Linked DNA regions of Homo sapiens: all the other regions are linked to region 2. Evidence: chromatin loops called from intact Hi-C (ENCODE). Cell type or tissue: PC-9. All regions are shown on one strand.

Region 1 (8,000 bases), 150 kb after region 2:
AAAATAGTCAGCATTCTAATAAACATCATTTGCTTATATAGTCCAGTTTAGTTACAAAGGATATTTTCATTTTGAAGAAGCTATCCAAGAAAAGGTTACCTACATAAGAAAAATCTTGGATAAGTATATTATTGCCTATGATTTTGTTTTTGAAAACATCAGTCATGGATTCAGAATATTTTGTAATTTTATGAATTAGTAGGAAGCTTAGCAAACTTACAGAATTTCAATAACAATTCCCAGAAACCACAAAATTGATAAGTTAAATCTAGAATATTCCTGAGAACTTGAAAGGAAGTTAAAAGGGTCTTTAAAAAGTAAAATAAATGGCATAGCCAGGCGTGGTGGCATATGCCTCTGGTCCCAGCTACTTGGGAGGCTGAGGTGGGAGGATAGCTTGAGCCTGGGAGGTCGAGGCTGCAGTGAGCTGTGTTGGCACCACTGTACTCCAGCCTGGGCAACAGAGTGAGACCTTGTCTCAAAATAAATAAAATAAAATAAATGGCAAAACTCTTTGCACCAAAGACTTTACTCACAGGAGAGCCCTTCAGGACCTCACTTAAATCATTCATGTATTTTTATTAAGTTTGGTTATGACATCTTTCTAGATCACAGCCTATTAGAAGTAACAGATTAGAATGGAGCAGGATGTTATTAAAGACAGGGGATAAACTGAGGCAATCCAGTAATGAGAAGGATGGGAAAACTCTAAAAAGCAGCCATAAGTACAAAAACAAAACCAAAACATCCACAGCAGTCTGAGGCCTTCTAGTGCAGAAACAAAGGACGAAAAAGCTATAAAGGCATCACTCTCCGGTAACTTAGTAGAGTAAGTGAGGTTCCTAGTGGAGCGTAAGACATTCAGAATCAGGAGGGACCCTTGAGCCCAACTTCTCACTCCATCAAAACCCCTTTCCACAAAGCCTCTGTCCAAAGGTCATCCAGTTTCTGTTCTAAAAATCTCCATAAACAAGAGCCTCAAAGGCAATTCTGCTCATTTTTGGCACTGTTGTTCTATTTAAGTGGGATGTTTCTCTTCTTAAAATTCTGTGTTTATAGGTTAGTCATCTGCAACCATACAGAATAAGTCCAATTTCTCTTCTGGTAGGTATTCAATGATTTAAAGTAAAGTTTTAATAATTTTCATCTTAACTATCCTTTTAGTTTAAACACCCATATGACAGGATTCCCACACTTTTCACCATCTTAATCACCTCTTTTCAGATATACCCCAGCTTGTCTTACACTGTGCATGTAGAACTCAACTCCAGGTTTGTCTGATCAACATAGAATAGAACTAACATTTTCCTTAACTTAGCTCTATGGCTTATATTTCTGTAACCTAATGTGATGTTGGCTGGTATATTTGAAGTCAGCTAAAATCCTTTTTTCATATATTGGTATCTTACAGAGTCATCAATAAAAGGTAAAATATATTTTGTTTTACCAGAGGGAAATATTTCCATTAAAATACATTGCATGTAGTAAGCATTCAATAAACATGAATTTGAAGAATAAATCAACAAATTTAAGCTGCTAAGTTTGAAAAATGGTTACAAATTTTAAAAGAAACTTTTAGTTTTCAAAGAACTAATTACCTATTTTCTGAAAAGGTGATCACTTTTATGGAAAATTTGACTCTTCAACAATACCATTTGCAACTGGCATTATTATACATTTCCAAGAAAAAGAAAGACTCTGAAAATAGTGATATTTTTAGTATACCTAGTGTTTTTTCTCCATGGAAGTATAAACATGATCTTATTTATCCTCACAGCATCAATGTGTGGGAGGGAACAGGAATAGTTGTGCCCATTTATACAAAGAGAAAGTGAGATGAAAGATGTAAGTGCCAAACTTAGATCATACAATAAATACACACTGAAGATAGGACCTGGGTTTTCAGATAAAAAAAAAAAAATCATTGCTTATCCATCAATTTTCCATGAATACAATCTTCTCTCTCTTTGAACTAGAAGACTACTGGGAGAAGATAAAATGGAGAATTGTTTTCATTAAAATAATCCTAGATTTTGTTTTCTACCTGGACTGTGCCCTTTGAATGCCCTTTAAAAACATCATCTTGGGAATTTCCTTAAGCTTTAACTTAAGCCTCCTGCCATGGGCGCTCTTTCTTATTTCATGTGCTTCCTGGCTTCAGCTGCTCATTCCTAGGAAGGGAGGGAGTGAGAGGCTTTGAAAATACACATGCTCTTCCAGGAAGGTAACCATACTTTTCTAAAAAAAAAAAAAAAAAAGCACGCATGCTCTCTCATGTTGAAATTAATTATATGAGGGCAAGAAATTTTTTTAAAAAAACAAAAACAAAAACCAAGAACAGTTGTGTTGTTATTACAGATATAGCTACCATTGACAGCATTATATTGACACACATTTCTAAATGGCTCTTAGCTAAAACTTTCTGTACCTATTGCTATTTCTGAAATTGATGAAAATCCAACTCAGTAGCTTAACCAAATTGAGATTGATTTTTCTTACAAGACAAGAAGTCAGGAGGTAGACAGTCCAATATAAATGCAGCTACTCAAGGAAGTCATCCAGATTTGTTTGGTGTTCTCCCTCATGGGCACAAGATGGTTTTTCTGCCTCCAGGACGGGTGTTGTTATTCTAGAAAAGAGAAAAGGGTAAAAGATACATGCCAGCTGGCCTTAAAACACTTTCCCAGTAACCTCACCCATCTGCTTATATCTAATTGTCTAGAACTGGGTTACATGGCCTCTTCAGACCATGAGGAAGTCTGGAGAGCTAAGCATTTTAACTGGGCACATTGACACCCTTAACAAAATCAGGATTCTACTGGAAAGAAGGGGAGGTTGGATATCAAGTAGACAACTACAGGAGCAGTATATGTCATCCAAAGTTAGCAATTTCACTGATGTGTTTGGCCCAAGCACCTATTAACATATTCAGTGGCTTCTCATCATTGGCACATAAAATGCATGTTGCTTGGCTTGGCACCCAAACCTATAATGTCCCGGTTCCTTGCCACTCACAGTGAACAACCTGCACTCTTGAAGATGGACAATACTGCTTCATGCCTCTCGCTTCTGCACACCCTCTCCTCCTTCTGGCTACCTCTGGCAGGTCCTTGGAAATTCAGTTCTGACAATAGCTGCTGTGACACCTTTCCTTCTTAGGCTCCTCTTCCAACAGGGTTAGTTTCCCCTCTGTCCTCTCATGGCACCCCCTGTATCACTTTATTATTCTCAGTTATACTTTTTTTTCTCATATACTGGGTGAAAGAAAATTAAAAGCAAAATTGTATATATGCTTTCATTATTGTTTTTGGTTTCTGTTTTGTTTTCAAACAGGTCTCACTCTATTGCCCAGGCTGGAATGCAGTGGTGCAATCTCAGCTCACCGCAACCTTGACCTCTGGGCTCAGATGATCCTCCTGCTTCAAGTCTTCCAAGTGGCAGGGTCTATAAGTGCACACCACCATGCCCAGCTAATTTTTTTGTTTGTTCGTTTAGTGATGGGGTTTTGCCATGTTGCACAGGCCGGTCTTGAACTCCTGGGCTCAAGCAATCCACCCGCCTTGGCCTCCTAAAGTGCTGGGATTACAGGCATGAGTCACAGTGCCCAGCCACTTTCATTATAACAACAGAAAACATACATATGAAAAAGGTCTGGAAAGAAATACATCAAAATATTAGAGATGACTGTTCCTCTGGCCTCTAAACTTTCAGCAATACCATAGGATTGTTATAATTCCATTTTTTGTTCTACAAAATATAACAACTTAAGGCAGGATATGATAAAGCAGTGCCTGGCAGTGCCTCAAGAGTGGCATATAAAGTAGGCTATTAGCACAGGTGAAACTTTGTGGGCTGAGGAAGTTAAAAAAAACCACATGGAGGATGTGGACTGAACCTGGGCACTAACAATTGTGTAGGTGTGGATGAATATGGTGTGGATGAATATGCCAGTGGTGGTCGCCTAAGTGCTCCAGTGTGAATAAACAGAGTGCCTCTGAGAGAATGAGTGGAGTCTATTAGGAGAAGGAGATTCATAGGGATTCGTGGAATGGGGAAGAAAAAGCAGAGGAGGGACAAACAAATAAAGGCTTTGGCAAGTCAAGCTGCTTTGTGTTGGGAGGTTCTCTGAGTCATAATTTAGAAATGACATATAATAGATTAGGAAAAGAAGACTTGGAAGGTGAGCTAAGGGCTACTTTATGAGAATACCTGGGTCTACACCAAGATGAGGATAGGGATAATGGACAGGGGTTGGGAGGAATTGAAGAAGAACCAAAAAGAAATTGATAGAACTTTGTAACTGACCATGGGATTGGCCGAAGACTGGGAAGAAATTAAAAATGACTTGGGCCAGTGCGGTGGCTCACACTTGTAATTCCTGCACTTTGGGAGGCTGAGGCAGGCAGATCACTTGAGGTCAGGAATTCGAAACCAGCTTGGTCAACATGGCGAAACCCCGTTTCTACTAAAAATACAAAAATTAGGCAGGTGTGGTGGTGCATGCCTGTAATTCCAGCTACTCGGGAGGCTAAGGCAGGAGAATCACTTGAACACTGTGGCGAGGAGTGGGTGGGGGGTGAATGAGGGGGGACAAAAAAGTGACTTGGATTGGGGGCTCTGAATCTGGTTAGTTGAAAAAATAATAATCTCTTTTGCAGAAATAGGAAAATCAGGAGATGTAGTTGGTTTGGGAGGTGACTGATTCTATTTGGAACGGGTTGACTTAGTGAGGATGGCAGACCAGTCATGTCCAGCAGATGGTTAAACTGGCTTTAAAGCTTAGTGGGACAGTCAGACAATAAAATTTATAACTTTACCTAATTCATAATTACACTGATAAAACCTTAGCATAGGAAAAGACCTTGGAAGTTATTAGTCCAACCTTTTCTGACACGAGAAAACTGAAGTCCATTTAAAACTTTTTATTTCACAGGCCCCAGCCTAGTCAAGGTTATACAGCTAGTTAGGTTTGGTGACTAAGCTGGGTTTGCAAATTTAGCCTTTTCTTTGCCTAGTACTCTTATGCAAGCAATTGAGAGTACAAAGATTCTACTCAATTTGTCTAGTTCAACGAAAGTACTATTGTCTAAGTATTAGAAAATCAAGCTTAAAAAAGCTCACAATCTACTGAAGCAGCAATTTGATTAAAAACATCCCTTGTCCATAGGTGGGATTTCAAGATATGTAATATAGTAGAATATGTTCAAGATGTTAATTAAGCTAGATATGCTTCTGGTTTGGTTTTATCTATAGCTCCTAATTACCCTGGACACTTTCCGATCCTAAACCTGTGCTGCAATTTCAAACACAAGTGCCTTTCTGAATATTTTTATTACAATTGTGCCTTACAAGATTACAATGCAATTTAGAGGGTAAATCTATGACACAATCTGCTTCAACCCTAAATTCAGTATAATTGACCTCATCATAGAAGAGGCATTCAGTTATCAGAAACATTAGAAAAACTTCATTAACCAGTATTAAAACTGTACCATCTCAGAGCTCAAATTAATGGTTTCAGGATGTTAATACATTTTGAAAACCTGTAAATGAATTTTAAGCAAATTGGTTTGGAAGGCCGAGGTGGGTGGATTACATGACGTCAGGAGTTTGAGACCTGCCTGGCCAACATGGTGAAACCCCGTCTCTACTAAAAATACAAAAAATTAGCCAGGTATGGTGGCGGGCACCTGTAGTCCCAGCTACTCTGGAGGCTGAGGCAGGAGAATTGCTTGAACCCAGGAGGCAGAGATTGCAGTGAGCCAAGATCATGCCATTGCACTCCAGCCTGGGCAACAAGAGTGAAACTCCATCTCAAAAGAAGAAGAAGAACAAGAAGAAGAAGAAGAAGGAGGAGGAGGAGGAGGAGGAGGAGGAGAAGGAGAAGGAGAAGGAGAAGAAGAAGAAGAAGAAGAAGAAGAAGAAGAAGAAGAAGAAGAAGAAGAAGAAGAAGAAGAAGAAGAAGAAGAAGAATTTTAAGCCAATTAGCCATAGCCACTCAAGGTTACAATAAATGTAAGTCCATTTAGGTTTCTGCACTCTACAAAATAACACCTCAAATGTTCTACCTTAGACCTTCTCTACTTATAAATGCTATTTACTCACAGAAATATTCCTCACTAAATTTAAGGAATTAAAACTTTAAAGCCAAATTAATACAAAAATATTAATTGCTCTGAAGCCCAAGCACTTTTTTATGCATGTAGTAAGTCTCTCTAACATAACTATTGAAGATTCCTTCATCGTAAAGAAAAAGCACATCATTTCCCCACTATCTGTCCTCCTTCAGAAATGTTTGAATGAATACAATATTTATTGCAAACAGAGAAAAAGGAATCTTTTTTTTTTAAAAAAGATGAATTCTTCTTAAAATGCATGATATTTCTATCATGAACAGAATTCTTTCTTTGGTAATGAAATCCTTTAAAGCTATAGTAACACTTTCAAAATAATATTAAATTTTACATTGAAAAGAATCCTGAAGTGGCAGGGGAGTTCCCAGTCTATTAATGACCCTATAGGAAGGGTGAAGGAGGTACAGATTATTATCTCTTACTCTGAAATTTAAAAAATCACAGCCTGCAGACTTGAGGTAATAAGTAGCTAAAGTCAGTAGCTTTGAATTCCTTTCTCAGTCTCACTGGTACGGTCTTGGATATAGCACTTTTAAATACACAAAGACAATCAAATATACTTATTGTTTCTCCGTGTGTCCTGTTTTTTGGTATACAAAAGGAAATTTAAGTGCCCCATTTGTAAACTCCAGATATCCTGCAATCAGTAAATAAATATCTTGAAAATGCAACTCATTCAAAGAAATACATCAATAGAGTCCAACAGAGAAAGGAAAACTTCCCTGTGCAAATCTGGGTGAGCCTGTCCTAAGGTGCTTATCTTTTTTTTTTTTCTTTTGAGATGGAGTCTTGCTCTGTCACCCAGGCTGGAGTGTGGTGGCGCCATCTTGACTCACTGCAGCCTCTGCCTTCCAGGTTCAAGTGATTCTCCTGCCTCAGCCTCCTGAGTAGCTGGGATTACAGGCATGCACCACCACATCCGGCTAATTTTTTTTGTATTTTTAGTAGACACGGGGTTTCACCATGTTGGCCAGGCTGGTCTTGAACTCCTGACCTCAGGTGATCTGCCCGTCTCGGCCTCCCAAAGTGCTGGGATTACAGGCATATGCTACTGCACTTGGCCCTAATGTGCTTACTTTTGATAGAAATTTTTTCCTCATTATAACCAATAACAAATAGCTAGCATTTATTGGGGACTTAATATACAGCAGGCCTTGTGCTAAACACTCTACATACAAGATCACCTTCAGACTTCTTAGTCACCCTAGGGAGAGACTGTCAATTGTCATCCTTGCTTTACAAATGAGAACTGAGACTCACCCAACTAGTAAATAATAGAGCTGAGACTGTAACCCAACCACTGGATTCCAAAGCCCATGAGTGAAACCACTGTGTTCATCATGGGTCTTTGGGAAATAACAGAAAAGCAGTTAGTAGGGCAAACCCATCTTCCAAAGAAACTGAGGCAGGAAAATAGGGTCTGGAGGCAGGGAGCATAAGGCTGACTCATACTTCAGCTATAACAGGAAATATCGTCTCCATAGGGCATAGGCTGTAAATGACTTTGTAACTTTACTTCATCCTTTCCATTTACATAGGGTGTACCTGAAGTAACCAATGGAATCCTCTAGGTATTTAAACTCCCAAAAATTCTGTAACTGGGCCTTTGAGCCTCTATGCTCAGGGCCACTCCCACACTGTGGAGCGTACTTTCATTTTCAATAAAACCCTTCATTCCTTCCTTGCTTTGTTTGTATGTTTTGTCCAATTCTTTGTTTAGGACACCAAGAACCTGGACACCCTCTACCGTTAATAAAACCAGCTTTCATTTTGGTATGGCTCCTTCTAATCTTATATCTAGCCTATATAGCCATACAATTTTTGTTCCATGTTTTCTTTACTTTTTAAATTTTTTTAGATGGAGTT
Region 2 (8,000 bases):
CACCACGCCCAGCCTTAAATTTTTTTTTTTAGAGATTGGATCTCGCTTTGTTGCCTAGGCTGGTCTCAAACTCGTGGGCTCAAGCAAGCCTCCTGCCTCAGCCTCCCAAAGTGCTGGGATTATAGGTGTGAGCCACGCGTCTGGCCCTCCCTTCCTTTATAGAGGAAGAAATAGGCAAAGAAAAGTTAGGAGGTAAGCAGGAAGCGAGTCTTCTTAAATGGAATCATAGGTGAGTTTGAGATTTACAGGAGAGGCTCAAACGGGTGATTTGGAGGATGCACCTGGGCCCAGAAAAAGACACAAGAACATCTGGCTGTCTGGACTGTATAAAGGAGTGAAGACTTCTCTTTACAACAACCATAAATAGTTTTGGATGTGAATTTCTGAAGCTTAAGGAACAAAATATTCAGCAAAATCTCTGGGTCACAGATGATTGGCTCCTTGCTCTGGAATAGCAATGCTTAATGTTGAGAAGCTTCAAACCTTTGAAATCTGTCATTGCCCAAAGCCTGAGAATAACTCACTAAATCCCAGGTTGACCTCCCTATAGCATCAGCTTGCAGTTCATGACAAATAAGGCAGGGAGAGAATTTATAGAGTTAATTACTAGGCTTGGTTCTATTAAATGTGCAAAGCACACATGCAAGGGGCTGGAGCTTTGACATGAGTGGAGAGACTTGAATTCTTTCGCAGCTGGAATGTGCCGGAACTTCCCAAAGGCTTGAAAGAATGCCTAGAATTTATTTTTTCTTTTATGGTCACTGTTATTTCTCACAGAGGCAAGTGAATCTTCCCAAGCTACCATGACGGGAGTCGAGGAGCTCCTGGCAGGCTTGTGGGGAACAAAGCCAGCCAGCTCTCCATGGCTTGGGCGGGCAGGGATCCCTGACTTTCTCTCACATGGGGGGCCGACAGGAGCTGTTGTAAATCTTTAAAGCCAAAAGGAAAATTAACGAGCGCAGCACAGAGCAGGACCTTGTCAGCTCGGTAATGGGTGGTGGGAGGAAGAATTCTGCTGCTTCCTCCTGGGCATTAAGTGTAACTCAAAAACTCCTGTTTTGTGGCCATTGTCCAATTATAACAGCTTTCTACTCTGGAGAATTTAGTCATTGACTGCTTTCAAGTCACCTGGGGGAAAACAGTATTCAATACGATCAAGAGGATGAGGTCTCTTGTTCTGAATTTTCCCTTTAGTGATGGAAACAAAATACTTCTCTGAATCCATTTAGGGCATTGAGCACTCCCAAAAGAAGCCCTACAATGGAGAGAAAGAGCGGGGATTATTAGAGAGATCTTCTGAAGGACCTCCCCCACTAGAATGGAGAGTGTAGAATGCAGAGTAGGGATTTTGTGTCATGCGCTGCTATATCTCCAGAACCTAGAACTGGTCCTATCGCACAGGAGGCTGACAAGAAATAGGTGCTAAAGTAACGAATGAAGATCTACAATCCAACAAATGACACTGTTCGGGAGCTCAGAGCTTTAAAGCAGTGTGATGTAGTTGCAGGAGCGTAGGGTGTGGAATCAGGCAGATATAGTGTTGTTGGATTGTAGATCTTCATTTGCTCATTTAGCACCTATAGGTTTATTCATTAACTTAACACCTATAGGTTTTGGCTCTGCTAGTTTGCTAGCTGTCTGGCCTATGGCAAGTTACTTTACTCCCCTTAATCTCGTGGTCTTCATCTGTAAAATGAAATAATAATCCCAACTTCAAAGTTGTTCTGAGGATTCCTTGAGATGATGACTGTGATGGTGTTTGACACTCTGAAAATGCTGATCCCAACCCTATCTCTCCTTAAATCATGTCAGTTCAGTAAGGAATTTACATAATGAACTATCTATTCAGTGGGAGAGTTAGAAAGCGGAAGCATCTGTTTATTGCCACAAAAATTTATAGATTAAGTTTGGGCAACATAGGGAGAACCTATATCTTCTTAAAAAAAAAAAAATTATCCGGGCATGGTGGCAAATGCCTGTAGTCCCAACTACTCGGGTGGGAGGATCACTTGAGCCACCGGGGGTCAAGGCTGCAGTGAGCTGTGATCTTGCCACGGCATTCCAATCAAGATGATAGAGCGACACCCTGTCTTAAAAAAAGTTGATAGTTTATACATTTATTTATTCATTTACAGATCTGTAGATTACAAATTACTCGTGATGTCTTAAGGTATTTGTTGTTTTGTTCTTACACGTGTGTTATTTTGTGTTTACAAAAGGAAAAGACATTTCATAAAGCTATTGAATCCCGAAAAGTCAACTTTAATTTTATTTTTATTTTTTGAGGCAGGGGCTCACTCTGTTGCCCAGGTTAGAGTTAGGTGGCGTAATAATGGTTCACTGCAGCCACGATCTTCCGGGCTCAAGCAATCCTCTTACCTCAACCTCCCAACTAGCTGGGACCATAGGTGCGTGGCACCATGCCCGGCTAATTTTTAAATTTTTTTGATTAATTAAGTGGGATCTCCCTATGCTACCCAGGCCAGTTTTGAACTCCTAGGGTCAAGGGATCCTCCTGCCTCAGCCTCCCAAAGTGCTGGGATTATAGATGTAAGCCTGAACAATATGAGGCTTTAAACACTACTTCTCAAAGAGCCTTAGCCAGTTCTGGTAGGATAATAACCTCGGGGCAAGTGAAAACTTGGAGAGGCAGGTTGTTCCTAAACTTAATCTTCTCTCTTGAAGCATTTGGTGAAACCTATAAAATTTGGGGGCGTGCAAATTAAGTGTACTTGTAAATATGGTCTGAAAAAATGCATTCACTGTATTTTTGCTTCCCACTGTTTAGTATAACATTTATCAGAGAGGCAGAAAACATGCGGATAAAAATATCCAGTTGTGTATTCTCAGTTGGTATCAAAAGCTAGGTCACTGAAGGTCACTGCCCAGCAAGTCCCCATGTGTAAGAGAGTGTTGGTATGTAAGAGTGTTTCTGATGTTAAGGAATTCTGTTTGCTGTGATGCGAGTTGTGTACATCTCCTTGATTTTTCTCCCCATATGTAACCAAAAAAATGCTATCCTGGATTTTATTTCTCTTTCACAGGAATGGGAAGGAAAAGTGTGGAGTCCGTGTGGATTTCTCTTATTTTATCTGTGGCTTGAATGTACATTTCTGAGAGAGGGTAAGTGAATCCACTCTCCATGTTTTCCTTTCTCAATGTTACTTCCTGTTCACCTTTCTCCTTATTCTTAAGCCTCTGAGGGTTACAATGGGGTGTGTGTGCAGGACTGCTACTGCCTAAGGGAAAATTACAAAGCTGCCTAGGCAGCCTGATTTATGAGGCATTGAAAGGCACATCTGACCAAAAATATCCCCACCACTGGCCTGCCACCAGTGCCTGAAATACCTATGATTAGAATCACCCATTAAAATGTTTTCTGCAGGCCGGGCATGGTGGCTCACGTCTGTAATCCCAGCACTATGGGAAGCCGAGGCGGGCGGATCACCTGAGGTCAGGAGTTGGAGACCAGCCTGGCCAACATGGTGAAACTCCATCTCTACTAAAAATACAAAAATGAGCCGGGCGTGGTGGCGGGCGCCTGTAATACCAGCTACCTGGGAGGCTGAGGCAGGAGAATCGCTTGAACCCAGGGGGTGGAGGTTGCAGTGAGCTGAGGCTGAGGTTGCTCCACTGCACTCCAGCCTGGGTGACAGAGTGAGACTATCTCAAAAAAAAAAAAAAAAAGAAAGAAAAAAAAGTTTGCAGACATGCCTGGCTTCTTTGGGTCATGAAGGCATTGTGTTAGGAGAAAATTGGGAAGTGGGAAAGTGGGAAAGTATTGCATTATAATGATTTATATTATGAACCTATCAATCTCTTGGTCAAGAGTAACATCTTGATAAGTAAGTAGACTGAGGCTGGAGGGAAAGTTGGGAGTTGAGAGCTTTGTCCAGCATCTTGGTGTACACCCTGTGCAGGATGAAGTCGACAGGTAGCTGGGGAGAGATTGTACAAAGTGGATTGAGGGGTAGAGATAGCAAAGACAAATTTAGGTATTTCACAGGTCTATACAAGGCCAGGTTAGGAAGTAAGGGTACATAATTGCCAGAGGAATCTCCTTTCTGACTGACTTTAAGGAATCTCTCTTACCGACTCTACAGGGCTGTTATGTGAGGTTCTTTCAATTTTCCTTTTCCATCATCTTAGTTTTGGGGTAACCATAACAGGACTAATGATTCTGTTATTCATAAAATAATATTTGTGACAAAGGCCAAGTAGATTCATATCCGACAAATCCAAGTGGATTTGTCGAGTCTATTCTGTAAAAGTGTCCAGAGCAGTGCTTCTCAAAGTCTTGTCTGTAGACCACCTCTATCTGAGTTACCACAGGTGCTTATGAAAATCTCCCTCCCCGGGCCCCATCTAGACCTTTGGAAACAAGACTCTCTGAGGTAGAGGCCTGGGTCTCTGCATTAAAAACAGCTGTGGGGCCGGGCGCGGTGGCGCACGCCTGTAATCCCAGCACTTTGGGAGGCCGAGGCGGGCGGATCACGAGGTCAGGAGATCGAGACCGTCCTGGCTAACACGGTGAAACCCCGTCTCTACTAAAAATACAAAAAATTAGCCGGGCGTGGTGGTGGGCGCCTGTAGTCCCCGCTACTCGGGAGGCTGAGGCAGGATAATGGCGTGAACCCGGGAGGCGGAGGTTGCAGTGAGCCGAGATCGTGCCACTGCACTCCAGCCTGGGCCACAGATTAAGACTCGGTCTAAAAAAAAAAAAATCAATTTTAGTATATGGTAAAAGTAATGGGTTTCCCTAATTTCCTGGTTACCATTGTTTACGGTTTCTGTATTATTTCACCTTCTGTAGCTTTTCTGGCTCTTCAAACACAATTAACAGCAGGAAAATTAGATGGAAAATTTTTGTAATAAATATTCAGAAATACCTTACATAAATCATGGTGTCTAGCAATGGAAGAATTGATTAACTGAATATATTCTACCTTGAAATATTCTGCATATTTTTACTAGAACAAACTGCCTTTTTTTATTTTTATTTTTTAATTTGAGACAGAGTTTTGCTCTGTTGCCCAGGCTGGAGGGCAGTGGTGTCATCTCAGCTCACTGCAGCCTCCACCACCTGCAAACTGCCTTTTTCTAGCTGTTGCTTTCCTTGATTCTCTTATATCATTATCTTTTGTTTCCTGCCCCTATCTCCCTCCCCTTGGTTGACAAAGTGCCTACATTCTCTATTTTTTCCCATTTCCTTGTCTCTCTCTGGTGTAATTCCTTCTCATTCATCTTGCAAGCAGAATTTCTCTATACAGCAAAGGTCAGAGCTGACAGGACTGATCTGAAATGCTGTTGAATTTCATAGTTGCTCATTCAAGATCATTACTGATACATGCAAAAGTGGACCTTCTGCCAAAATCGACCTCAGAAAATCAGACCAAGAGGAAAAGGGCAAAGGTAAAGAAGAGACTCTTGCTGGGCAGCGGCTGATGCCTGTAATCCTAGCACTTTGGGAGGCTGAGGAGGGAGGATTGCTTAAGCCCAGGAGTTCGAGACCAGCCTGGGCAACATAGCCAGAACCCAGTCTCTACAAATAATTAAAAAACAATCAGCTGGGTGTGGTGGCGTGCATCCAGCTGGGACCACAGGCTACTCAAGAGGCTGAGGCAAGGGGATTGCTTGAGTCCAGGAGGTTGAGGCTGCAGTGAGCTGTGATCACGCCACCACACTCCGGCCTGTGTGACAGAGTGAGACCTTGTCTCGAAAAAATTAAAAAAAAAAAAAAAAAAAAAAAAAAGAAGGGACTCTTACCATTTCCATTTCCTCTTAATATAAATGACATTAGGCAGCATTACTCTGATGGCGCTGTAACCATAGGAAGGAGTAGAAAATGACACAGCCACATAGTGGTATGATAGAATACATTACAATTTGGAGTGTGTAAAAAAAAAACCGGAAGAAAATGCTGATTTTCAATTCTCTTCCCTCAACTAAAGAAACAGGCGTGAAGGAAAATGGTGCAGTTGGCATTATCTCACATGGACTCCTTTCTAAATGCAAGAATGCCCTTTTAGGAGCTGAAATATGAACACTGTGAGTTAGAATGCATGGGTTCAAATTCAGACTTCACAATTATTATCTGACTGTCCTTGAACAATTTAATCAGTCTCCTGCACCTCTGTTTCTTCCTCTGAGAAATGGGAATAATAATAGCATGCACCTCAGGGGTGGTTAGGAGCATAAAATGGGGATAACACCTGTAAAGCACTAAGAAAAGTGCCTTGCATGTAGTAAACTCTTAATTGCTGCTTGCTAGCATTGATATATTTTTTCTTTTTTGAGACAGTGTCTTGCTCTGTTGCCCAGGCTGGAGTATGGCGGCAAGATCATGGCTCACTGCAGCCTCGACCTCCTGGGCTCAAGTGATCCTCACCTCAGCCTCCTGAATAGCTAGGACTATAGGCACACACCACCATGCCCTGCTAATTGTTTTATTTTTTTGGAGAGACGTGGTCTCACTATGTTACCCAGGCTGGTCTCGAACTCCTGAGCTCAAGCAATCCTCTCACCTTGGCCTTCCAAAGTGCTGGGATTATTTTTTATTCACCAAGTTTGAAATCTTTGGTAGTGTCCTAGCTGAGGAGGCATCCAGGGAGTTTCTGGGCAGAATAGTTAACCGATACTGTGAAAATCTGCTAACAGTGGTTGTTTTGCTTTTTGGGAAGCAGCGTTCCTTGTCTGGCTGCTGTTCCCCCCTGGTCACATGGGCACACTATGATTAAATCATTCCTAGTAAATCTTGGATATTCTTGGATTTAATAATAAATTAATTACTAATGATCACACTTTGGAACATGTTTCCCTGCCTGTGACATACTAAGAAACTAGAAACGTATTCAGCATTTACCAAAACACTCTTCCTTTTTTTTTTTAAGACAGGGTCTCACTCTGTGGCCCAGGCTGGAGTGCAGTGTTGCAATTATGGCCTTGATCTCCCAGGCTCAAATGATCCTCCCACCTCAGCCTCCCAGGTAGCTGGGATTACAGGCATGCACCACCACACCCAGCTAATTTTTTGTGGGTTTTGTAGAGATGAGGTCCTCCTATGTTGCCGAGGCTGGTCTTAAACTCTTGGGCTCAAGTGATCCGCCCACCTTGGCCTCACCAAGTACTGGCATTACAGGCGTGAGTCACCGCACCTGGCCAAAACCCTCTCTTAATGGAACATACATCTCACATTCTGGAAATATCTATTATCCCAGTGCATATTTCTTTCTTTCTCATGACTAACATTCTGCTTTTTTAGTTATTCACATACATAAACTGACTGATAATAAATCTGGGAATTTGTCATTTAAAAAAATGCACATTTCAAACACAATCAGTAATCCTCAAACAGTAGAGACATGTTTACATTTCTTTGGTTAAAGTGTAGGAACACAGGGACTAGGGAATCATTTTTTAAAAAGTATTTTCAGACAAATCATTTTCTGAGAGACTTAAAAAAAGAAACTGTCAGTCATTTGAGGCATACCCTTTTGCTTCTATTCCATTTTTATCATACCAATCTCTCTTGCAAAATTGATGTTATTCATAAATGTTTTCCTTCCAAACTGTGGGAAATAAGATGTGAGTTTGGCCCTTTGATAAAGTTAGGCTCAGGGACTGCTTATCATTGAAACAATGAGCACAAAAGCGATTCAGTCCTGGGACTTCTCACAAAACTCAGCGGGCCAGGCGGTGCTCACTCTTGTTCTCAGGCATTCCAGGGGAGTGGCAGAGGGACAGCCAGCACGAGACATTTTCAAGGTTGTTTTTCCCACCCTTTAGAATTGGTAAATCTCCGATCGTTTAGAAAAGGATTTGTTTTGCAAGAACCTAAAGTGTCCCCAAGAACTATGTTTACCCATAATAGGCCTTGCTCTCTGTTTAACAGAGCCAGATGGACACTGCTATTTGGCTCATGGTCATATCCCCACAGATTTGACCTCATTTAGAGGACACTATTAAAAGATTATCCTATTATTGAGAATTTCCATTGCATC
Region 3 (8,000 bases), 67 kb before region 2:
ATATTGGCCAGACTGGTCTAGAGCTCCTGACCTCAGGTGATGTCCTGACCTCAGGTGATCCCCTGACCTCAGGTGATCCCCTCACCTCGGCCTCCCAAAGGGCTGGGATTGTAGGCGTGAGCTACTGCTCCTGGCCTGACTTCCAGATTTCTAACTGGATAAATGAGTGATTCACAAATACTTGAGGAGGGTCTGGAGGAGGAAGTCACAACTGAAGTTAATGAATTCCGTTTGGGAGGTGGTAAATCTGGTTACCTCTAGGTTATCCAGGTGAACCTAATAGGCAAGAGGTTAGAATTGAAGATAGAGATTTTGTCGTTAGTGTAAGAGAGGTACTTGAAAAATACAAGTGAAGGTGAGAGATCACCCAGTGACAAGATAAGAAAGTCAATGATGGAACTCTAGGGGATACTGACCTTTTTTTTTTTCTCAGATGGAGTCTCACTCTGTCGCCTAGGCTAGAGTGCAGTGGTGCTGTCTCAGCTCACTGCAACCTCCACCTCCTGGGCTCAAGGATTATAAGTGTGCACCATCACTCCCGGCTAATTTTTGTATTTTTAATAGAGACACGGTTTCACCATGTTGGCCAGGCTGGTCTCGAACTTCTGAGCTCAAGTGATCCACCTGCCTTGGCCCCACAAAGTGCTGGGATTATAGGTGTGAGCCACCACATCTGGCCAGTGACATTGATTTTTGTTTTAAGTTATTTTTAAAAATGTGGCTGGACACAGTGGCTCACTCCTGTAATCCTAGCACTTTGGGAGGCCGAGGTGGGCTGATTGCTTGAACTCAGGAGCTGGAGACCAGCCTGGGCAACATGGCGAAACCCTGCTTCTGCGAAAAATACAAAAAAATAGCTGGGTGTGGTGGCCCCTGCCTGTGGCCCCAGTTACTCAGCAGGCTGAGTTAGGAGGATGGCTTAAGCCTGAGGAGCAGAGGCTGCAGTGAGCCAAGATGGCGCCACTGCACTCCAGCCTGGGTGACAGAGGGAGACCCTGTCTCAAACAAATAAAATAAAATTTAACAACTCTTTATTGAGTATCTTCTATGTGCAAGGCACTGTGCTTAGTAGTTGTGTCTATGTATATGTAGGTGGGGAAAGGAGATTATAAGGAAATGAAAGTTTCTCAATCTTTTAGTCTCTGTTTTTCTCTCTCACCCTAACTCTGTACCTTTTATGCAACCCAACTCAACAACCAGGAAAAAAAGACAAGATCCATTCACATGTATTGCCCAGGGTGTGTCCACCCTGGTTCCTTTTCTTGCTCTAGATAATGTTTCCTGCCATTTGGACTTGCATTGATCTTGATTACCCCAAATGAATTCTTAGAACTCTTTAAGAACTTGGACTTACCTTTCAGAATGTTCTTACTCCTAGATGCTTTGAGGTAGATACCGTGCTCCAGCTCTGGTCATGAGGACCCAAACCCTGGCAGCAACTGGCTCACTCTTACAGTGGGGAACTCTTTTTTTTTTTTTTTTTTTGAAAGGAGTCTCATTCTGTTTCCCAGGCTGCAGTGCAGTGTTATGATCTTGGTGCACTGCAACCTCTGCCTCCCAGGTTCAAACAATTCTCCCACCGCAGCCTCCCAAGTAGCTGGGATTACAGGCATGCGCCACCATGCCCGGCTAATTTTTGTATTTTTAGTAGAGATGGGGTTTTTGCCACGTTGGCCAGGCTGGTATCGAACTCCTGACCTTGAGTGCACCCACCTTGGCCTCCCAGAGTGCTGGGATTACAGACATGAGCCACTGCGCCTGGCCTGGTTTGGATATTTGGTTTGCGTCTTTTGTCTAATAGCAGTCCCTCCTCCCCTGGCCCCCTGTATCCTGATATTTAGTCTTGTACCTGTGAGACAGTTTTTCAAGTCACCACTGCTGGTGTTGATCCCATATTTAACATGTAGACCACATTTAACTCTGTAAGGCTCAGACTTCCTTAGCTAGGGCGACCTTTTAGGAACCCTGCTATGGTGGGATTGATACTGTGCCTTCACTATAAGGCGATTGTAGATTAATAATTAGGATGCTTTTCTCAAAGAAATAGGGGAACTCAATATCTAATATTATTATCTTTATTAGCATTTAAATATGCTAGTAAACCAAGTTCTATCATACTAGTTACTGTCCAAGCATGCTTAAATTTGATGCCTTTTTTGAATAAGACAAGAACATGGAGATTTATTCTCAAGACATACAGAACACTTGAAAAGTCTAAACAATGTGTTAAAATGTAACAGGAAAAAAGAAGCTATGTGTGAATTTCCTGATGTGCTAAATTATTATAGATGTTTGCCTGCTTGGGTCAGAATTATTATCTCATTTCTTGTCTTTCCAGCTGCAGCAAAAATCCTCCAGAGAACCATGTTTACAGCTATGGCCACTGATGATCTTAACAATAGAAATCAGTGATCCTGTTTAGTGAATAACAGCTTACTGTTACTAGTGAATAACAGTTCATACAGTGTTCATAACATGAGCTGGCTATGAAGTGGCATCCAAGAGGAGTTAAGTGGGTATGAATGGCTTAATGAAAAATTACACTTTACAAAATACTTCAAGTCCAGCTGGTGGTAGAAGAAATCCATCTGGGAATTAAGCTCATCAGGAGTTTAACAACTATGCTAGTTTAGGTTTGCCATGACTGAATGGATCTAGAGTATAGGGTTCAGCCCAAGTACAGTGGCTGATGCCTATAATCTCAGTGATTTGGGAGGCCTAAGTGGGAGGATTGCTTGAGACCAGGAGTTCAAGACTAGCCTGGACAACAACACCCCATCTCTACCCCCGTCCCCCCAGAAAAGTTAGCCAGGTACGGTAGCATGCACCTATAGTTCCAGCTACTTAGGAGGCTGAGGCAGGAGGATCCCTTGAGTCCAGGAATTCGAGGCTGCAGTGAGTTATGATCACACCACTGCACTCCAGCCTGAGTGACACAGTGAGACCCTGTTTCTTTAAAAAAAAAAAAAAAGGTGAAACGTTCTTAAGAGTAGGAAAGCAGCATCTGTCTCCTGAGATCGAAACACTTTGTGATTTTTTTTTTCCCATGGATTTACTTCCTTAGTGCATTTTACCATAAGGGGGTGCTCTGGGATAATACTTTTCAGCACAGCAGTGGTCTCTTCTGCTCTGTTAACTGAAAAAAGGCAAGCATTTATTAATTCTGCATCCCTTCTGTATTCACTAATTTTCAAAACGTGTCCATTTACATTAAAAATATGAAAAACAATTAGTGAAAACTATTTAAAATGTAAACAACCAGTGTCTGACTGCTAAGGAAAAGACAAACATTGAAAACTCTTGTAGGGCTCAGACTTCCTTAGCTAGAGCTGACCTTTTAGGAACACTGCTATGGTGGGATTGATATTGTGCCTTTAGTATAAGGCAATTGTAGATTAATAATTAGGATGCTTTTCTCAAATAAATAGGGGAACTCAATATCCAATGAGGCTAGAGCCGGGCGTGGTGGCTCATGCCTGTAATCCCAGCACTTTGGGAGGCTGAGGCAGGTGGATCACCTGAGATCAGGATTTTGAGACCAGCCTGGTCAACATGGTGAAACTCCATCCTCTACTAAAAACACAAAAAATTAGCGAGGCATGGTGGCACATCCCTGTAATCCCAGCTACTCAGGAGGCAGAGGCAGGATAATCGCTTGAACCCAGGAGGCAGAGGTTGCGGTGAGCCAAAACCATGCCACTGCACTCCAGCCTGGGCAGCAAGAGTGAAACTCCATCTCAAAACAAAAAAACAAAAACAGAAAAGAAAAATAAAAAGAAAAAAAGAGAGAGAGAGATTAGAGTCACAGTGAACTGAAGCTGCACTGGATTTCTTCTGGTTTAGGAGAAGAAAGCCATAAAGGATTTGCATTTGTCCTTTTACTTTAGTTATTTTTTTGGTAGCATTATGTTAACTATATCTTTCCGCCGATGCTGTGGAGATTCATTATGGTTGAAATTGCTTTCTTACAAAGCTCAGTCAGTGTTAACCCATCCTTGGGGAAAAGCATAGGAATTAAGAATTACAAAGTAATTTCATTCTCACTTCTGTCACATTTATGAATCAGTTTTTAGGTTTGTGTGTGTGTTTTTTTTTTTTTTTTTTTTTTTTTGAGATGGAGTTTTGCTCCTGCTGCCCATGTTGGAGTGCAATGGCGCGATCTTGGCTCTCCACAATTTCTGCCTCCCGGATTCAAGTCATTCTCCTGCCTCAGCCTCCCAAGTAGCTGGGATTACGGGCATGCATCACCATGTCCGGCTGATTGTGTATTTTGAGTAGAGATGGGGTTTCTCCATGTTGGTCAGGCTGATCTCGAACTCCTGACCTCAGGTGATTTGCCCACCTCGGCCTCCCAAAGTGCTGGGATTACAGGCATGAGCCACCATGCCTGACCAATTTTTAGGTTTTATTCCTGTCTAATTGTGTGGGGTGAGGAGGTGGAAAGGAAACTCAATTCTGTTTGCGAGTACTTGGGAGAGGCAATCAGTAGCAATCAGCTATTCTAAGCACATGATGTTGTGAAGGGCAACAAACTCGTCAAGGCCACCAACAGGACATTTGGAGAAATGGCCACAATATGGAGGCAGGAATAGGGAGTCCTCAATGTTTGGTCAAAAGAATTCCCTGGGTTGACAGCAGCATGTTTGAAGGTGCTGGTTCCTTCCAATCTGAGTGACAAATAGCCCTGGTATACAGCACAGGGATTGGGAGGAATGTTACACCTTTGCTTATGGAGAGCAGTTCTCTCTATATACATTCTCTGAACTCATCTCATTAGGCAAAAGCAGATGAAGCTTCTTTAGTCATCTTCATGAGCATTTAACTCCATATACAAAATGAAAATTTGGCTGAGGATTTACATAATTTAACTTGGGAGATTTTATGAGAGACTAATGTCTAGTCATTGGTCTTTAGTATCCTTGTTATGCCAGTACTTTTTAAAAGTTCAAGATATATTCATCCCAATACCTACTTTTTTTTTTTTTTGAGACGGAGTCTCGCTTTTTTATTTCCCAGGCTGGAGTGCAGTGGGACGATCTTGGCTCACTGCAACCTCTGCCAACTGGGTTCAAGCAATTTTCTTGCTTCAGCCTCTCGCGTAGCTGGGATTACAGGCATGAACCACCACGCCCGGCTAATTTTTGTATTTTTAGTAGAGATGGGGTTTCGCCATGTGGCCAGGCTGGTCTTGAACTCCTGGCCTCAGGTGATCCACCCACCTCGGCCTCCCAAGCTGCTGGGATTACAGGTGTGAGCCACCGCAACCAGCTGCCAATACCTACTTTTAAAAAATACATTTTCCTGCTGGGAGCAGTGGCTCACTCCTGTAATCCCTGCATTTTGGGAGGCTGAGGCAGTTGCTTGAGGTCAGGAGTTCAAGACCAGCCTGGGCAACACAGTGAAACCCTGCCTCTACAAAAAATACAAAAAATAGCCAGGCATGGTAGTGTGCACCTGTGGTCCCAGCTATTCTGGAGGCTGAAGTGGGAGGATCACTGGAGCCTGTGAGAGCTAGGCTGCAGTGAGCTGTGATTGTGCCACTGCACTCCAGCTTGAGTGGACAGAGCCAGACTCTGTCTCAAAAACAAAACAAACAACAAAAAAAACTAAAAACATTTTTCTTAAATATTTGTTAAGTTTCATTTCCCAGAATTGGTTTTCTTTATGGGGTGTGTTTTTATTTTTCCTAGAGGTGATACAAGCAAAAGAGGAAAAAGTAGTCTTGTTAAAGGAAAATGTACATGAGCTTTTCTATCCCTTAATTTTTAGGTTTAAAATTGTATTTCCTTTGTTTTTCCCACCCATGAAAAAAAAACTCACATATTAGACTCTTGATTACAACAGAACATCCTAAGGAAAAGACTTTCTTTAAGAGTTTAATATTAGAAGTCATAGGAGATTATCAAATGGTGAAAAACTAAAACAGAAAGGAAAAAATGTTTTCAGTATTTTTTTTTTGTTTTTGCATTTTTTTTTTTTAAACAATCTTGCTCTGTCGCCAGGCTGGAGTGCAGTGGCACATTCTTGGCTCACTGCAACCTCTGCCTCCTGGGTTCAAGTGATTCTCCTGCCTCAGCCTCCTGAGTAGGTGGGATTACAGGCATGCGCCACCATGCCCAACTAATTTTTGTATTTTTAATAGAGATGGGGTTTCACCATGTTGGCCAGGATGGTCTCCATCTCCTGACCTCAGGTGATCTGCCCGCCTTGGCCTCCCAAAGTGCTGGGATTACAGGCATGAGCCACTGTGCCTAGCCTCAGTATTTGTTTTTTTTTGTTTTGTTTTTTGAGACGGAATCTTGCTCTGTCGCCCAGGCTGGAGTGCGGTGGAGCGATCTCGGCTCACTGCAAGCTCCGCCTCCCGGGTTCACATCATTCTCCTGCCTCAGCCTCCCAAGTAGCTGGGACTACGGGCGCCCACCACCACGCCCGGCTAATTTTTTGTATTTTTAGTAGAGACGGGGTTTCACCGTGTTAGCCAGGATGGTCTTGATCTCCTGACCTCGTGATCCGCCAGGCTTGGCCTCCCAAAGTGCTGGGATTACAGGTGTGAGCCACCATGCCCGGCCAGCCTCAGTATTTGTTTTTTTGCCCTGCCTTCCCATCTGTAAATGTTTTAAAATTTATTTATTTATTTTTTGCTTTTTTTTTTTTTTTTTTTTTTGAGATGGAGTCTCACTCTGTCACCCAGGCTGGAGTGCAGTGGCGTGATCCTGGCTCACTGCAATCTCCACCTCCCAAGTTCAAGCATTTCTCCTGCCTCAGCCTCCTGAGTAGCTGGGATTGCAGGTGTGTGCCACCACACCTGGGTAATTTTTGTAGTTTTAGTAGAGATGGGGGGTTTCACCATGTTGGTCAGGCAGGTCTCAAACTCCCGACCTTGTGATCCACCTGCCTTGGCTTCCCAGAGTGCTGGGATTATAGGAGTGAGCCACTGCACCCAGGCAGACTGCAAGTTTCTTAACCCTGAACACTGAGGGTTTTTTTAACTGTAAAATGGGGATAAAAATAATATCTATCTTGTAAAATTGTTACAAAATTAAGCCCTTGGTATATCAGTGTCTTTTAAATTCATTTTGATTTTTGATTTATTTTTTTTCTTTTTTGAGGCTGGGCGTGGTGGCTAACGCCTGTAATCCCAGCACTTTGGGAAGCCGAGGCAGGCAGATCACTTGAGGTCAGAAATTCAAGACCAGCCTGGCCAACATGGTGAAACCCTGTCTCCTCTAAAAATACAAAAATTAGCCGGGCATGGTGGCGTGTGCCTGTAATCCCAGCTATTGGGAGGTTGAGGCAGGAGAATTGCTCAAATCTGGGAGGCGGAGGTTGCCACCACTGCACTCCAGCCTGGGCGACAAGAGCAAAACTCTGTCTCATAAAACAACAACAACAACAAAAAAAAAAACCCACAAACAAATAAAAAAACAAATCACAAAAATTCAGATACTTTTATATACCCCCTAGATTTGCAAAAATTGGGAAGTCTGACAATATCAAAGTTTGGCCAGGATAGGAAGCAGTAGGAGCTCTCATACACTTCTAGTAGCAGTGGACACTGACACAACACTTTGGAAATTAGTTTGCATTAACAAATGAGGTTGCAGATAAGCATATCCTATGACAATAATTCCACTCCTAAGTATATACTGTGTGCTTATGTTTATTACAGTTTGTGTTTTACAATGTTCATAACAGCATTGTTCATTGTAGCTCCAAAATGGAAACATAAATATCCATTAACTGTACAAGGGAGGAATAAATTGGGGTGTATTTATAAAATGGGGAGGCTGGGCATGGTAGCTCACGCCTGTAATCCTAGCACTTTGGGAGGCTGAGGTGGGAGGGTCACTTGAGCCCAGGAGTTTGAGGCTGCAGTGACCTATGATCACACCACTACTCTCCAGCCTGGGTGACGGGGAGACCCTTTCTCAAAAAAAAAAAAAAATTAATAAAAATGAAATGGAAAATTATACAGAAATGAAAACAAACTACAGCTGCAA

What was found. A loop is a pair of places that touch in the nucleus more often than their neighbours do. Peaks named below come from ENCODE experiments on the same cell type or tissue, not always from the same donor. Only the 100,000 strongest peaks of a DNase experiment are listed, where the experiment ranks them.
Region 1: it touches region 2 in a loop (5-fold over the local background); 7 of 110 quality-filtered maps call a loop at or near these places.
Region 3: a loop joins it to region 2, with 6 times the contacts of the local background. A loop is called at or near these places in 2 of 110 quality-filtered maps.

What each region holds. Positions count from the first base shown.
Region 1 is chr12:95,793,029-95,801,028 of GRCh38, forward strand. It overlaps SNRPF-DT (SNRPF divergent transcript), which reads right to left. Exons shown (of 3, transcript NR_135014.1): 3 at 2,317-2,629. Among named protein-coding and RNA genes, the nearest start is that of LINC02410, 6.1 kb to the right of the region's middle. In PC-9, no CTCF peak of the experiment used is centred here; DNase peaks (open chromatin) are centred at 3,383 and 4,123; H3K4me3 peaks cover 741 bases; H3K27ac peaks cover 5,501 bases.
Region 2 is chr12:95,646,284-95,654,283 of GRCh38, forward strand. It overlaps the pseudogene PGAM1P5. Among named protein-coding and RNA genes, the nearest start is that of USP44, 99 kb to the left of the region's middle. RefSeq lists a silencer at 7,610-7,904. In PC-9, no CTCF peak of the experiment used is centred here; DNase peaks (open chromatin) are centred at 3,258, 5,258 and 7,128; H3K4me3 peaks cover 570 bases; H3K27ac peaks cover 7,195 bases.
Region 3 is chr12:95,579,562-95,587,561 of GRCh38, forward strand. No RefSeq gene overlaps it. Among named protein-coding and RNA genes, the nearest start is that of USP44, 32 kb to the left of the region's middle. In PC-9, a CTCF peak has its summit at 3,071 (motif pointing right); a DNase peak (open chromatin) is centred at 3,080.